2 separate regions of the Homo sapiens genome follow, and region 1 is linked to region 2. Evidence: chromatin contacts called from ENCODE Hi-C or POLR2A ChIA-PET data. All regions are on one chromosome and are shown on one strand. The core of a region is the stretch at or near the end of the contact, and the rest is flanking DNA. Distances in the headings are between cores, read along the strand shown. Region 1 holds the start of FIG4 (FIG4 phosphoinositide 5-phosphatase). Region 2 holds the start of PDSS2 (decaprenyl diphosphate synthase subunit 2).

Evidence for each region. A loop is a pair of places that touch in the nucleus more often than their neighbours do. ChIA-PET counts read pairs that join two places held with the same protein, here RNA polymerase II (POLR2A). Pooled maps may share reads with other maps.
Region 1: a map of CD4-positive, alpha-beta memory T cell shows a loop between it and region 2 (21-fold over the local background). The contact joins the promoter of FIG4 here to the promoter of PDSS2 in region 2. A Hi-C loop is called at or near these places in 1 of 168 maps with a recorded cell type or tissue (CD4-positive, alpha-beta memory T cell), 1 of 37 single-sample maps with no recorded cell type and 9 of 50 pooled maps. POLR2A ChIA-PET finds 5 or more read pairs at or near these places in 1 of 52 experiments (CD4-positive, alpha-beta T cell).

Annotation. Positions count from the first base shown.
Region 1 is chr6:109,686,182-109,693,380 of GRCh38, reverse strand. It overlaps FIG4 (FIG4 phosphoinositide 5-phosphatase), which reads right to left and starts at 2,085. Exons shown (of 23, transcript NM_014845.6): 1 at 1,880-2,085. The coding sequence starts at 1,945. AK9 (adenylate kinase 9) reads left to right here and starts at 2,179. Exons shown (of 41, transcript NM_001145128.3): 1 at 2,179-2,234. RefSeq lists an enhancer at 2,132-2,601 and a silencer at 6,168-6,368.
Region 2 is chr6:107,453,948-107,461,164 of GRCh38, reverse strand. PDSS2 (decaprenyl diphosphate synthase subunit 2) reads left to right here and starts at 1,601. Exons shown (of 8, transcript NM_020381.4): 1 at 1,601-2,175. The coding sequence starts at 1,880. RefSeq lists enhancers at 639-1,560, 1,281-1,730.

The DNA.
Region 1 (7,199 bases), core at 836-3,335, 2.2 Mb before region 2:
GTGAGGATCAGCAAGGTTTTGACAGGAAAAGAGGGGGTGTGGCATTAAGAGAATAGAGAACAGCAGAAAAACACAGGGCAGATATAGGGAACTGAAAGCAATACAGTTTTACTGCAGAATAAGGCATATGAAGGCACATGGTTGATCCTCAATAAATGTTTCATTAATTGATATTAAATTAGATGTAAAACTAGATAGACAAGTTGAGGACAAATAATACATGGCTTTGAATGCCAACTAAGGGATTCAGAGTTTACTTGCTTCAGAATTGGGACCACTGAAGATTTCTGAGCAGAAGAGCCCTATAATATGAATTGTGCTTTCTGAACACTAATATCTCACGCAGTCCTCATGAGTGATCAGCTTTTTAATGGGCTGAAATTTGTGTTTTATTTACGGCCAGATGCGGTGGCTCATGCCTGTAATCCCAACACTTTGGGAGGCTGAAGCCAGGAGTTTTAGACCAGCCTGGCCAACATGGAGAATCCCTGTCTTTTATTAAAAACACAAGAATTAGCCGGTCATGGTGTCACATTCCTGTAATCCTAGCTACTTGGGAGGCTGGGGTGCGAGAACTTCTTGAACCTGGGAAGCAGAGGTTGCAGTGAGTGAGCCGAGATAGCACCACTGCACTCCGGCCTGGGTGACAGAGCAAGACTCTGTCTCAAAGGGAAAAAAAAAAAAGTTATTTATGTTTCTAATGAGGGAAATTTAGCAGCATATTTTACAGAAAATAGGTTTCATTTCAATGACAAATGATACTTCTTTATGGGTCTCATTAGAGAACTGAAAATACTTGCAAATACAGTATATTTGATAATGTCATTTTCTGCTCTAGATCTAATCAAAGTTGTCAGCAAAATTAATTTAAGGTCCACAATTCTCTACTCATGTTAACCTGAGGGAGAGGTTATTGTGCTATTAGGACTACGTTATAACTGAGAAACTGTTAAATGCCTTCTCATACTCCTCTAATGGAGACAACCCAAGTTTCAGAGAAACAGTTTATAAAGCACTCTATAACATAGTGAAGAGCATTATGAAAATATCTGGCATATGCAATCTTGTTAGCATGAAATGGGTAATATTAAACACAGTCCCTAATATCACTGTGGCACCCCAATTTAGAAGAGCTATACTGTACCAACTTTGCTTTCCACCCACAGAAAGGACCAAGTATGAAGTTATATAAACACCATTCTCCCTTAATTGAGGAACTGGTAATCGAAATACAAACTGATCTGCTTATTCACTATTTACATGGCCATTCAAAGTAATAAAATTTTAAAAGTAAATGTTATGTTGAAAAAAGTCAAGTGAAAAGCAAGATGTTATCCAAACAAATTATCTGTCTTTAAACAAAGTAAGTTTTCCTTTCCTTTCAAATAAGAAAAAAAGAGAACCAAAAAGTTCACCAATAGAAGTGTAATTCACATGAATCGCAGTGATGGTATACCATGGAATAGGAAAAAATAAGTTACAAGTCATAGTTCAAATTTTTTTCATACCCCTGCCTGTACTGTAACTTGTGAACTCTAGAACTTTAACAGACTTTCTGAAAGCTGAAAAGAATCCAGTAACTCGTACAGAGAACCTCATGAACAGTTCCTGAGGTACCACAAGCACCTGTTTCCAGCGTGTTCCAGCCATGGCTTGTAAGTGGACCTGCAAATGCTGCAATGTCCAGGGTACCAAAATAGGGGAAAGGCGCCCAGGCACAGCTCAAGGGAGCTAGCTTACCCCAAGGCTGTGTTTGACAGGGATTTGGGAACTGGAGAGGAAGGAGGAGGAGGCAGAGTACAGCCTCTGTCCTACGGCCCCACACCCACCGGCAGACATCCATCCTCCCGCCTGCGCCCCGCCGCGAGGGGGTACTCACAGCTCTAGTCTCATACAGAACCAGCTTCTGGACCGAGCTGATGATGGGGGCGGCGGCCGTGGGCATGGCGGCGGCAAATGGGGGCCCCACAACAGGGCACGAGCCTCCGGACCGCCCCAGGAGACTCGGCGAGAAAACCCCTCAGGCCCTGGACATCAAGTCCAGCCAGGAACAACACCCATTAGGCACTAAACCTATAGATGATCAGGTGTTTCCGGATCCCTGCGCCCCGCCTCCAGGCAAGCCCCGCCCCTCACGTCGGGAGCGGGGCTGGAGGACGTATCATAGAGAGGTCGGGTAGAGGCTCCCGGGACCTGCGTGCTGCCGAGAGAGGAAGCGAAGGGCACCATCTTTGGTAAGGATTGGAGGAAAACATGGGCGGAGAAAAAGTCGACGGATTAATTGAGTCTATTTATCTCCTCCCTCTCTTTGGAAAAAAGCGGAAGGTTTGGGATTGGGTAGCTTCTTTTGAAAAGGGTTCTCCGAGTTGCAGGATAGATCCTTGTGTTTTCCCTGCCTGCTGCGGCCCATTTTCCTGGAAGCCGGCCCTCTGACGGTCCTTCACTGAGTGTCAGTTTTCCCCTCACCTCTAATCCATGTTGTACCTACGCTGTGTGGCCCAAGAAATTGTTTTAAAATCACCTAAAGCTGGAAAGTGTGGCTTTGCCACACGTTTGTGCGTGAGGCTAGCCACTTGAAGTTGTCGACAGAGACTAGCGCAGTGTGGCGGAGCCGCGCTTGAAATGAGGTTTCTTCATTTCATGTGTGCGACATAAATGGGCATGCGCGTACCCTCTCTTCCATAGTTGTGAAAATGAGTGTATTATAATTATAAATGCCAAATTAGGTACAAAAGTGACTATTTCGAATTGGAAAAGAAATGACAAAGAACTACAGCCCCGCCTCTCGAGGCCCCGCCCCACCAAGCAGCAGGTGCGTGGCGGCCAGAGGTCTCCCCGGCAACCGCCCGACAGCCCCGCGGAGTCCCTGGAGGCAGTTGCTTCCCTGAGGAGGGTCCGGCTGCGGCCAGGTAAGGAGCCTTCCGGCGGCCCGCTGGGTCGTGGTCCGCCCTGGAGGCATCTTGGTATCTGTTGCACGGAACCCCGCCTCCTGCGGGGACCCCCAGACCAGCTTCTTTTCTTGCAAAACGGTCTCTTTGTAAATCCACTTTTTAAAACCACGTCTCCTTTCAACGACTGAAGTATTTATTCCACAAATATTTACTGAACACCTACTGCAAGAGTATAAGATGTAGGGGAGAGGCAGCTATCCTATCTTAGGCGGCAATTCTAGGTTTCCCAGGAAACCTCTAAACCTCAGAAACCTCTGCTAGAGGGCTTCTCAACTGCTAAGTGTAAGGAAACTTTAAAAAAAAATTATAGAATTATAGCATACCCAGATAACATTCATGTAATACCAAAGATCATATTGTAAATTAAAATTTGAGAAATTACAAAAATTGTAAAGAAATACTTAAGTCTATGTTATTTTGCGCTTCTTTCCCCCTGTAGTTTGGTACTCCTTTTATTAAGAACTAGAAGGATGGCCGTGTCCGTTCTGGCATTTTGGACTTGGATCTTTTAACTGGGAAAAATAGTTAGCTGTGTTCTGTTTCATAATGAAACCAACTCTTCTGAATATTAGTTAAATGTTTGCACAGTGTTTTTATCTAGGATAGCAACTCTTAAAATACCTGAAGGATTCTAGTTTTCAATTATTATAGTTTAGCACTTCCATTTTAACTTTATCTTAGTTTATTTCACCCGGAATCAGATCCTAAGACAAAACTTTGAAGGCAGGTTGTTTATATGAGACGTAATCCCAGGAAACAGCAGCAGGGAGGGGAAGAAAACTAATAAAGGAAATATTACCAGAGAAATTTCTCTGTGGGCTGAATTCACTAGGGAATACTGGGAGGCATGTCTCAGTTATCCCCTCTTGAGGGGCAAGGAAGCTGGAGTATTTATTCGCCAACTTCCATCAGTTATTGGATGAAGCCTGATAGGGCAGAACATTGATGCCCTAGAACTTCCAGTCTACCCTGTGTTCAGGGAGAGTAGGTTCTGGCAGCCAGAGAAAGCCCTTAGGCAAAAAGTCGCACATGCTAACATTTTGGAAGTTGGGCTGGTCGTGCATAGAAAAGGTGTATGTCAAGTGGATATGGGGGAGGCACTAATAGCAGCTGCTACATTCCACCCTTTGCAGCACTCGTATCCATTCTTCCTCCACATCAAGTTCACACCATGCCACCCTAATTCTTTAAGGTAGTGGCTAGTCTCAATTTTTAAAAGAAAAGGACTTACAAAAAAAAAGATTAATGGGACAAGCTGCAGAATCCACTACTGCAATTAATCTGAGGTCTCTAATTGATCATCTCCTTCCTCTAACATCATTCTAGATTTTCCTTACTCTTGGCCAACACTTCTGCTGGTCTGTGTTTGCCCAGTAGGATAACAAGCTTTCATCCCTGAGGAGCATAAGCCCTTGGTTACTGTGTCATTGTAAGGTTTTGGTTGCTGCAATTACCCATTCACTGGACATGAAAGCATCAAGAGCTGTCTCAGAGAATCCCCTGAGTTCAAGAAATGCATCCCCTATCCCACTTATCTAGCAGTTTATGGCCATACCACCCTGAGCACCCCCAATCTCATCCAATCACATAGCAGCAACCCTATCTCCATCTGCCAGTGCAATAACTCCTTATGAGCTTTTGGAGTCAAAAATGACCAGGTGGCAGCAGTAGTTTTAAGATTTAATGAAACCTTTACTGGGTCCCCTGATAGAACCATCTCTCCCCTCCACCAGACCCAGGACCTCTTGTCCAGAAGTGAGGTGCAAATTTCCCAAGTCAATCACTGAGAGTATTAGTGAGAGGGGTCACTCCTACTTCCAGCCCTTGATTCAAAGCATGTTCCTCATCTTGAAGTACATTGTCTCAATCCCACACAATCCCAAGCTAGCGCCTTAGCTGTGCCTTTAAGAGACCATTCCAACATTCTGTCAAACCAGTAGCTTCTAGGTAAAGTGGTATTGTAAAAAGGGTCCTCTGATCCAAGGCAATGGTATATGAGATCTCATGAAGATAAATGAGACATACTCTAAACCTTTAGGTAGTGGTGCTGGCCAAGGCACTGCAGGTAGGAAAAACAAGCCCATATTAGGAGCATTTGTCACTTGCCCCTTTAAAGGTGAAGGGGTCCTGTGTAATCAATTTGTCACTGAATGAATGTTTTGTCTCCTAAAGGGGTTGTACCATATTGAGGGCTCAATATGAACAGGTCTCAATTTGTAATCAATTTGTCACTGAATGAATGTTTTGTCTCCTAAAGGGGTTGTACCGTATTGAGGGCTTAATATGAACAGGTCTCTGCCATGAACAGGTAGAACATTCAGCAGCAGTAGTGTAGCTAAACCAGCCTGGTGAAAGGAGGCCTTGATATGAGCCCATGCCTATCCTTCATCACCTTCATCCCTGCCACCATGCCTACTTCATTTACAAACCCATTATGCAAGCATTGAGGTGACCAGAAGCAAAGATTGGCTCATGTCTACTGGATAAATTATCCTGTCCACCTGGTTTTTTCAGTGCCTCTTCTGAGGTGGATGCTTTCTGAGATACAAATATCTATGTATTTTACATCCACTTACATTAGTTTTCTATGCTGCATAGCAAATTACTGCAAATTTAGCAGCTTAAAACAACACACATTTGTGATCGCACGGTTTCCATGGCCAGGAGCCCTGGCATCACTCACCTGGGTCCTCTGCTCAGGGTTTTACAAGGCTGCAATCTGGTGTTGGCTGAGATGTGCTTCCATCTGGAGACTTGACTAGGGAAGAATCCACTCCCAAGCTGATTCACATTGTTGGCAAGCATCATCGTTTTGTGGTTGTAGGACTGAGGTCACTGTTTTCTTACCAGCTGTTGGCAGGGGCTGCACTCACATGCCACCCACTCTTCCTCATCACGTGGTCCTCTCACAACATGGCAGCTTACTTCTTCCAAGCCAACAGAAAGTCTCCCTCCAGTCCCCTAAAATGGAGTCTTATACCATGTAGCATATTCATGAGACAGACATTCTGTCACCTTTGCTCTATTTAGAAGCAAGTTACAGACCCCACTCCCACTCAAAGGAAGAGGATTATGCAAGGGTGTGACTCACTGGAGGTCAGATTAGGGTGTGTTTGCTACACCACCCTCATAGGCCCAATCACATGCTTCTTCCCCAGAACTCTTTTTCTCTTACCTTCTGATCTTGTACCTTCTAGGCCCTTGATGAAACCAATCCGCATTGTCCTCCAAATTGAGGGCCTAGGAATACTGCTTAAAGCTCTGCCTGCCAGGAAGATTTCCCCTAATCACCATTTTTCAGGGCCACTTGTGAGAGGAACTCATGTCTGGAAGCATTACATTTACAGCTTTTACCAGTATATTGTGATTCATCCATGAATTTTGTTTTCATTTTCTGTCAGCTCTTCTTAGGGAATTCCACATGAGGTGTGAGCTGAAAGAGACATTGGTGCATGAGACAGGTGACATGGGCATCTGGGCTGCTTATTTTTGAAATTTATTTGTGCCCTGAAGACCTGTTTGAGCCTGATCCCATTGTTCCATTTTTATCATTTAATGGGTTGCTGCAGTGCCTGCCTGACTTTAGGACTTGACTTGTCTGACATAACCAGCTCATAGTGGATACTTCCAGTTGCATAGTCACTTGATATCCCATGACCAGGCATTCATTCTCTACCAGAGCCCAAGAGCATGCCAAGAGCTGTTTTTTGAATGGGGAATTATTCTCTGCTGCAGACAGCAAGGATCTACAGAGAGAGGCTCCTGTTGTGGCTTTCCTAAGACTCCAGAAGGTATCCTTACATACCACAGCATTGTGGGACCTTTAGTATTGTGGGATCTAGCCAGATGTATGGCCCAGGAAGCAAAGCCTCTGGTACTACAACCTAAAACTACAGAGCTCTTTCTTGCTGTGTGCCCCACTCAAAAATGACAGCTTTCCATGTCACCCACTAAATGGGTCAAAACAGTATTCTTTAGTGCGCTTTATGCTCTCTTTGAAAACTAAAGAGGCCTGCAAAATACTGTGCCTCTTTTTTAGAGGTTGAAGGTACAAGGTACAGTAACTCATCCTTTACCTTGGACAGAATGTCCCAGACCACTGGCCTTTTAAAACTTTACCAAAGTAATAAGACCTTCAAACTTTGTAGGTTTATCTCTCACTTTATACTTACTGCTCATGTGTCTTTATAAGGGGATCCGGGACACTTGCAACTTCCTGCTCACTAGGTCTGATATTGTCAATATTGT
Region 2 (7,217 bases), core at 352-2,851:
TGAACAACTACTCTTTAAGTCCCAATCTTTATTTGTAGCTCAAGAGGCTGGTACAGTATTATGCATGATGCTCATTTAAAAAATACTGACAGGCTGGGCATGGTAGCTGGTAGCTCACACCTGTAATCCCAGCACTTTGGGAAGCCGAAGTGGGCGGATCACTCGAGGTCAGGAGTTTGAGACCAGCCTGGTCAACATGGTGAAACCCAGTCTCTACTAAAAATACAAAAGTTAGCCGGGCGTGGTGGCAGGCGCCTGTAGTCCCAGCCACTTGGGAGGCTGAGGCACAAGAATTGCTTGAAACTGGGAGGCGGAGGTTGCAGTGAGCTGAAATCGCGCCGCTGTACTCCAGCTTGGGTGACAGAGCAAGACCCATCTCAAAAAATAAATAAAAAATAAAAATAAAATACCATGAATTTGGAAGGATTTTGAAAGTTTTAGAGAGTTTTATAAGCTATTTTTAAGAGTGTAAAAAATGGATAATATATCCTTTATTAAGAACGGTTAACACCTGTTTTAGGTGATAAGAAAGGAGGTAAGATCTTAGGCACATTTGAAAAAAAAATAGGTAGCATTACTTAAAAGATAATCATATTGACTGTTTCCTCTCAGCAATAAGGAGAAAAGAGTGGATGGGAGCCTATTATTTAGACGGTGTAATCTTTCGGTTAGAATACGGATTCTGAAACCAGATTGTCTGGGCTCACATCCCTGTCTAGTGTGGTCTTAGGGAACTTACGCGACTCGACTGCACCTTAGTTTCCTCATACAAAACACGGAGAATACTAATATTATCTACTTAATGAGGTTGTTCTGAGGATTAAATAAAGTAATACATGAACTAGTACGTGAAAAGCACTCCGGTCAGCGATAGTCTTCAATCCTGGAGTTGAGCTCCAGGCTAGGCATAAAGAGGAAGATAAGAGGCAGGGAGTAGGCAACGTTTCATTCTTCCTCTCCGCACCCGCGGGAAGGAGGCACCGCTGTTTCTCCCAAGGCTCAGCGAGGAGGCCGGTAATTCGAAGTTGGATCCGAGGACTTTCCTTGGGACCCCTTTCCGCCGCACCACGCTGCCTTATGTCTGGTTGGGCCCTGAGGACACGAGGGCTCAGCCCCACGCCCCGACTAGGCGTTCCACCACTGAGACGTGGCCCCAGCTCCAGGAGGCATGCAGCCCGAGAGGCCGCCTTCACGCCCGGCCACGGCCACTGCCACTGCCAGGGGCTGGTGGCGATAGCGACAAAAAGCTTCCGGGAGGAACTGGTGCCTCCGCCCGACGCCCTTCCTTGCGGGCAAGCCGGGGGCTGACCGTTGTTCGTGACACCAATACTTATGCATGCCACTCAGTGCTGGGCGCCGGGGACTCTAATGAATCCAGACTCGGCCCAGATACCGTGTGCAGAGGGACCACTCGCCGCCCACAACTGATCCCTGTCACTGACGACCTTTGCTGGCCCAGAGCGGCGGGGTGGGAGGAGCTGAACCTCCCAACCCGGGTTCACCTCCAAAGCACCGCCCCTGCGGGGGCGTTCTCGGGTACGCCGTAAAGTAGAGAGTATACTTAACAACCCGCCTCTGTCTTTACGGCAGGCCGCATTCCATGCCTCCAATATGGCGTCCTCCACATAGGCAGTGGCTGTGGTTTCTACCCCGGGTGGCCGGGGGCAGTGCTGAGCTGGGACTGTTGTTTGCCCAGCCTGGGCTGCAGAAAGCAGCAGTTAAAGTTCGTTTCTGGTCACTGCTCCAGGAAGCCACCTTACTCTGAGGGTCAAGAATTGCCGCTTCCTTTTAGTTACTGTAAGTTCCTCCTCTGCCCCTGGTTTGTTTCCCGCGGCACTTCTGGATACCCCCAGGTCCCAGACCCTTCCAGACTCAAACCATGAACTTTCGGCAGCTGCTGTTGCACTTGCCACGTTATCTTGGAGCCTCGGGTTCCCCGCGTCGCCTGTGGTGGTCCCCGTCCCTCGACACCATCTCCTCGGTGGGCTCTTGGCGTGGTCGGTCCTCCAAGTCCCCGGCCCACTGGAATCAGGTAGTGTCAGAGGCGGAGAAGATCGTGGGGTACCCCACGTCCTTCATGAGCCTTCGCTGCCTGCTGAGCGACGAGCTCAGCAACATCGCTATGCAGGTGCGGAAGCTGGTGGGCACTCAGCACCCTCTGCTTACCACAGCCAGGTGAGCTACCCCTCTCCCGCTGACACACTCGCACTCATTGGAATACTTTTTTTTCTGGCGGGCATACGCATTCTAGCTCTCTCAGACTGGCTCCTGATTTATCTCTTTTTAGTCCTTCCTTTTTACTCACTCCTCCTAGACATTCCGTGTTGTCTCTTCTCTAGTCCACTTAACGTTCTTGCTCAGCTGAGTGCATAAGTGGTTTTCTTTGAAACACTTGTATGCTTTCCTCGATTTTGCTTCTTAATTGTTGAGGATGAAGATGCCTCAGTGATTTGTGGAGAAATCGAGCGGAGATGTAGGTTTATTGAGTCACTTCCTAGAAATTTTTTTTTTTTTTAATGGGATAGATTAATTTTCTGTCCCGCACTGTTCAGGGGGTCACCTCCAGAAAGTAGGCAAGGAGAGAGAGAGAGGCTGAAGGTAGATAATTCTTTCCAACGAATGTCTTGGGGTTGAAGTAGGAATTTATCCCGTTAGTAGTCATTATCTTCTTGGGATGTTTATCACTTATGCTGTACTACTGCTGTGAAACCTGCCTTTAGGATTTATAAAAGTTTTTTTTTTTTTTTTTTTTGAGACGGAGTCTCGCTTTGTCGCCCAGGCGGGAGTAGCTGGGACTACAGGTGCCCGCCACCACGTCCGGCTAATTTTGTTTTTGTATTTTTAGTAGATACGGGGTTTCACCGTGTTAGCCAGGATCGTCTCAATCTCCTGACCTCGTGATCCACCCGCCTCGGCCTCCCAAAGTGCTGGGATTACAGGCGTGAGCCACCGTGCCCGGCCAAAAGTTTTTTTTTTTTCTTCCACTTAAACCCCACACCTGAATTGTAATTAGTTTAAACATACAGCGAAGTTACAAAAATAATATAGTTCAAAGAACACACTTGCATACTCTTTAATCAGATCCACCTGCTACGTAGATATGTCTATATATGTCAATATATACATTAAATACATATACACACAGATATATATACTATTCACGTGTATATATCTTTCTATATATTTTTTTCTGAATCATTTGATGGTAGATTGCATACATCACGATCCTTTTCCCCTAAATACTTCAGTATGTATTTCCTAAGCATAGCAGTAATCTCCTACGTAAGTACGCTACAGTTACCAACTTAGGTATATTTAATATTGATACAATACTTTTATTTAATCTACCATTTAATTTCAATTTTGTTAATTGGCCTAATAATGTTCTTTATAGCATTCTTTACCCTCCAGGACAGGATTCAGTCCAGGATCAAGTATTGCGTTTAGTTGTTATATCTCTTTCATCTTCTTCAATTAGGAACATTTTCATATCTCTTCTTGGCTTTTATGACTAGAGCACTGGTTCTCAACTGGGGCAATTTTCCCCCCCTGAGGACATTTGGCATGTATGGAGACATTTTTGGTTGTCACGAATGGAGGCACATTACTGGCATTTAGTGGATAGAGGCCAGGGATGCTACCCTTCAATTCCCAGGACAGACCCACAAGAAATAATTAGGTGCTGCAAAATGTCAGTAGTGCCAAGGTGGAGAAATCCAGGACTAAAAGGACCTTTTTCTATTGTTGTTTTTAAAAGTAAACTTCTATTTTGAAGTAGTTTTAGATTTACATGCAGTTGGAAGAAATAACACAAATCTAATATACACCTAACCCTGTTTCTCCCAATGGTAACATCTTTTGAAACGATGGTGTAATATCATAAGCAGGGTATTTATGTTGATACAGTTAAGATAAAGAACATATTCAGCACTATAAGGATTCCTCATGTTGCTTTTTTAGCCACACTCACTTCCCTTACCCACCCCTTGCTTTAATTTTTCGAGGCACCTGTCATTTTCTTACTACAAAAGTTATCAAATAGTAATAATAAAGTGATTTTATTCCTTGGCATCGTTCCCAGTTATCAGGAATGTCACCTTATGATTAGCTGGAATGTTAGTTTTCCAGAGATTCTAGATGATACACACTCAAAACACATACACATATGTTTAAAGCTTAATGAAACGAATAAGCCTACTATTACCCAACTTAAGAATTGTAACTTTACCAGTCCTGTTGAAGCTAAATGTGTACTCCTCAGTCCATCTCCCTGACTCCCACTAAACTGTTTTTAAACACTTTTCCTTTTCAAAATTACCAGGGGTCCTGGTGTGGTGTCTCATGTCTGTGATCCCAGCACTTTGGGAGGCAAAGTAGAAAGATTGCTTGAGCCCAGGAGTTCGAGACCAGCCTGGGCAACATAGCAAAACCCTATCTCTACAAAAAATAAAATAAATTAGTTGGGCGTGGGGATGCACATCTGTAGTCCCAGCTGCTTGGGAGGATTGCGATTGCTTGAGCTGGGAGGTCAAGGCTGTTGTGAGCCGTGATTGTGCCACTGCACACCTGTCTGGGCAAGAGACCCTGTCTCAAAATAAAATGAAATAAGTAAAATTACATTGTTATTTTTCTAAATAATAATGTTTCATTTTACTGGTTTCTTTGCAATGTACAAATATGATAGTTTATTGCATATGACCTTATGTGACTTCCTTTTTAAAATTCATGGTTTCTGAGATTCATCCATGTTGTGTGTTTAACTGTAGTTCATTAGGTTTTTACTGTGTGTGAAATTCTGTTGTGTGAATATACCATAGTCATCTTTTGTTTGTTTATTTATTTTCAGACAGAGTTTCACTCTTGTTGCCCAGGCTGGAGTGCAGTGGCACAGTCTCGGCTCACTGCAGCTTCCACCTCCCGGGTTCAAGTAATTCTCCTGCCTCAGCCCCCCAAGTACCTGGGATTATAGGCGCCCGCCACCATGCCTGGCTAATTTTTGTATTTTTAGTAGGGACAGGGTTTCACCATATTGGCCAGGCTAGTCTTGAACTCCTGACCTCGTGATCTGCCCACCTCAGCCTCCCAAAGTGCCGGGATTATAGGCGTGAGCCACCACGCCGGGCCTCACAGTCATCTTGTAATTAACATTTGGGTTGTTGCATTTGTTAATATTATGAAAAATGCTGTTATAAATATGTTTGCATATCTTTTGGTGTTCATGTCACGAGGATATAAAAACAAGAGCGTAATTGTTGGATGTGCACATGTTTATCTTTAGAATGCTTTCTAAAGTGAATGTACCAGTTTATACTCTCATAAACAACTTCTGAGTTCAGGTTACTCCTAGTTCTCATAACACTAGAACTAAGAGATTTCTTAAGTTTTTTTTTTTTTTTTTTTTTTTTTTTTTGAGACAGAGTCTCGCTCTATCGCCAGGCTGGAGTGCCCAGTGGCCTGATCTCGGCTCACTGCAACCTCTGACACCCTGGTTCAAGCAATTCTCCTGCCTCAGCCTCCCCAGTAACTGGGATTGCAGGCATGTGCCACCACGCCCAGCTAATTTTTGTATTTTTAGTAGAGAAGGGGTTTCACCATGTTGGCCACGATGGTCTCTAGCTCCTGCCCTCATGATCTGCCCACCTCCGCCTCCCAACGTATTGGAATTACAGGCATGAGCCACTGCGCCTGGCCCAGATTTCTTAGTTTTTGGTAATCCAGAAGGAGGTTTCTTTGTGTTTGATGGAAATGATAGTGTCAATGATAGGGGCTGTAGTATTGCATTATGAGTATTGTAGTCCATCATAAAGCACAGAAGTGAAAAGGGTGAAGCTAAAAAGAGCCTTATTAATGTGTATATTCTGAGAACCGTAGTTCGTCTACTTAGTTGCAATAGCATCAGATGAGGGTTTGGAGAAGATCTCTTCAGAGGCCACCAGAGGCATCCTAGATGAAAGTTTGTGAGACTAATGGTTCTGAAACTTTCCTAATTGTTGCCTAACCTGCCTTGTAGTACTATAGTACAGTGACAGAACTGGAAAGGCACAGAATAAGTAAGTTTTTGCAAAGTTGTCCTAGCATGTATGTGTTGCTGTATTTTGTAAGAAAAGAAAGAGCTAATCTGCATATAATTTTATTCTATTTACTACAATAATGTGTTGCAAATTATTTAAACAGCCTAAACTCATAGACAGCCAATGAAGAAACTTTTGGGGTGTGGATATGTATCTGTATATATTTGTATATACACTGTACACAGTTATTTCAGCAAAGGAGCAGGCATTTGATCCAGAGGTTAAGCAGGTAATGATTATTGTAAATTATAACTAAAATCAAGGATTAAGCAGCTGTATTTTTTTTGTTTTTTTATTTTTATTTTTTTGAGGCAGAGTCTTGCTCTGTTGCCCAGGCTGGAGCCATTTACTTTTCGAATAAAGCTACATGGTATGTTAGGGGTGAATCATGTCTAATAGCCCTAAAGTTTACGTGAATGGTGACTTTGTTAGCAAACAGCAGGAAAAAAAAAAAGGAAACCACCATAATTTGCTATTCACTGATCTCTTTACCTAAGACATCTTGTCAAGAAAAGGGAAAAACAGCCTAGATGTGACATATATTCTTTAACACTAAATGAGAAATGAGGTTAAAAATCTTGAGGTTTGGTGAGATAATGATTCTGTTACTAGGAATAGAGGAGCATTTAGCTCATTGTTACTCTTGTTCATCTAGATTTTCTAGGATCTCTCTGTTGTAAACTATAATTAGATAAATAATTAATTAAATGTTTATTGAAACTTATGAAGTGATATAAAGAAGTCTAGACCAGGTGTGGTGGTTCACACCTGCAATCCCAGAACTTTGGGAGGCCAAGGTAGGCAGATTGCTTGAGCTCAGGAGTTTGAGACCAACCTGGGCAACATGGTGAAACCCCATCTCTACAAAAAATACCAAAAATTATCCGGGTTGCTGGTGCATGCCTGCAGTCTTAGCTACATGGGAGGCTGAGCTGAGAGGATACCTTAAGCCCAGGAGGTCGAGGCTGCAGTAAGCTGTGGTCGTGCCACTGTGCTCCATCCTGGGCAATGGAGTGATACCTTGTCTCAAAAAAAAAAAAAAAAAAGAAGTCTGAAACATGGACCCTGTCCCTTGATGAGTTGACACAAAAGATATTTACAAATATCTAACAGAAGGAAACAAATGACTTGTGGTTAATGAGCTAC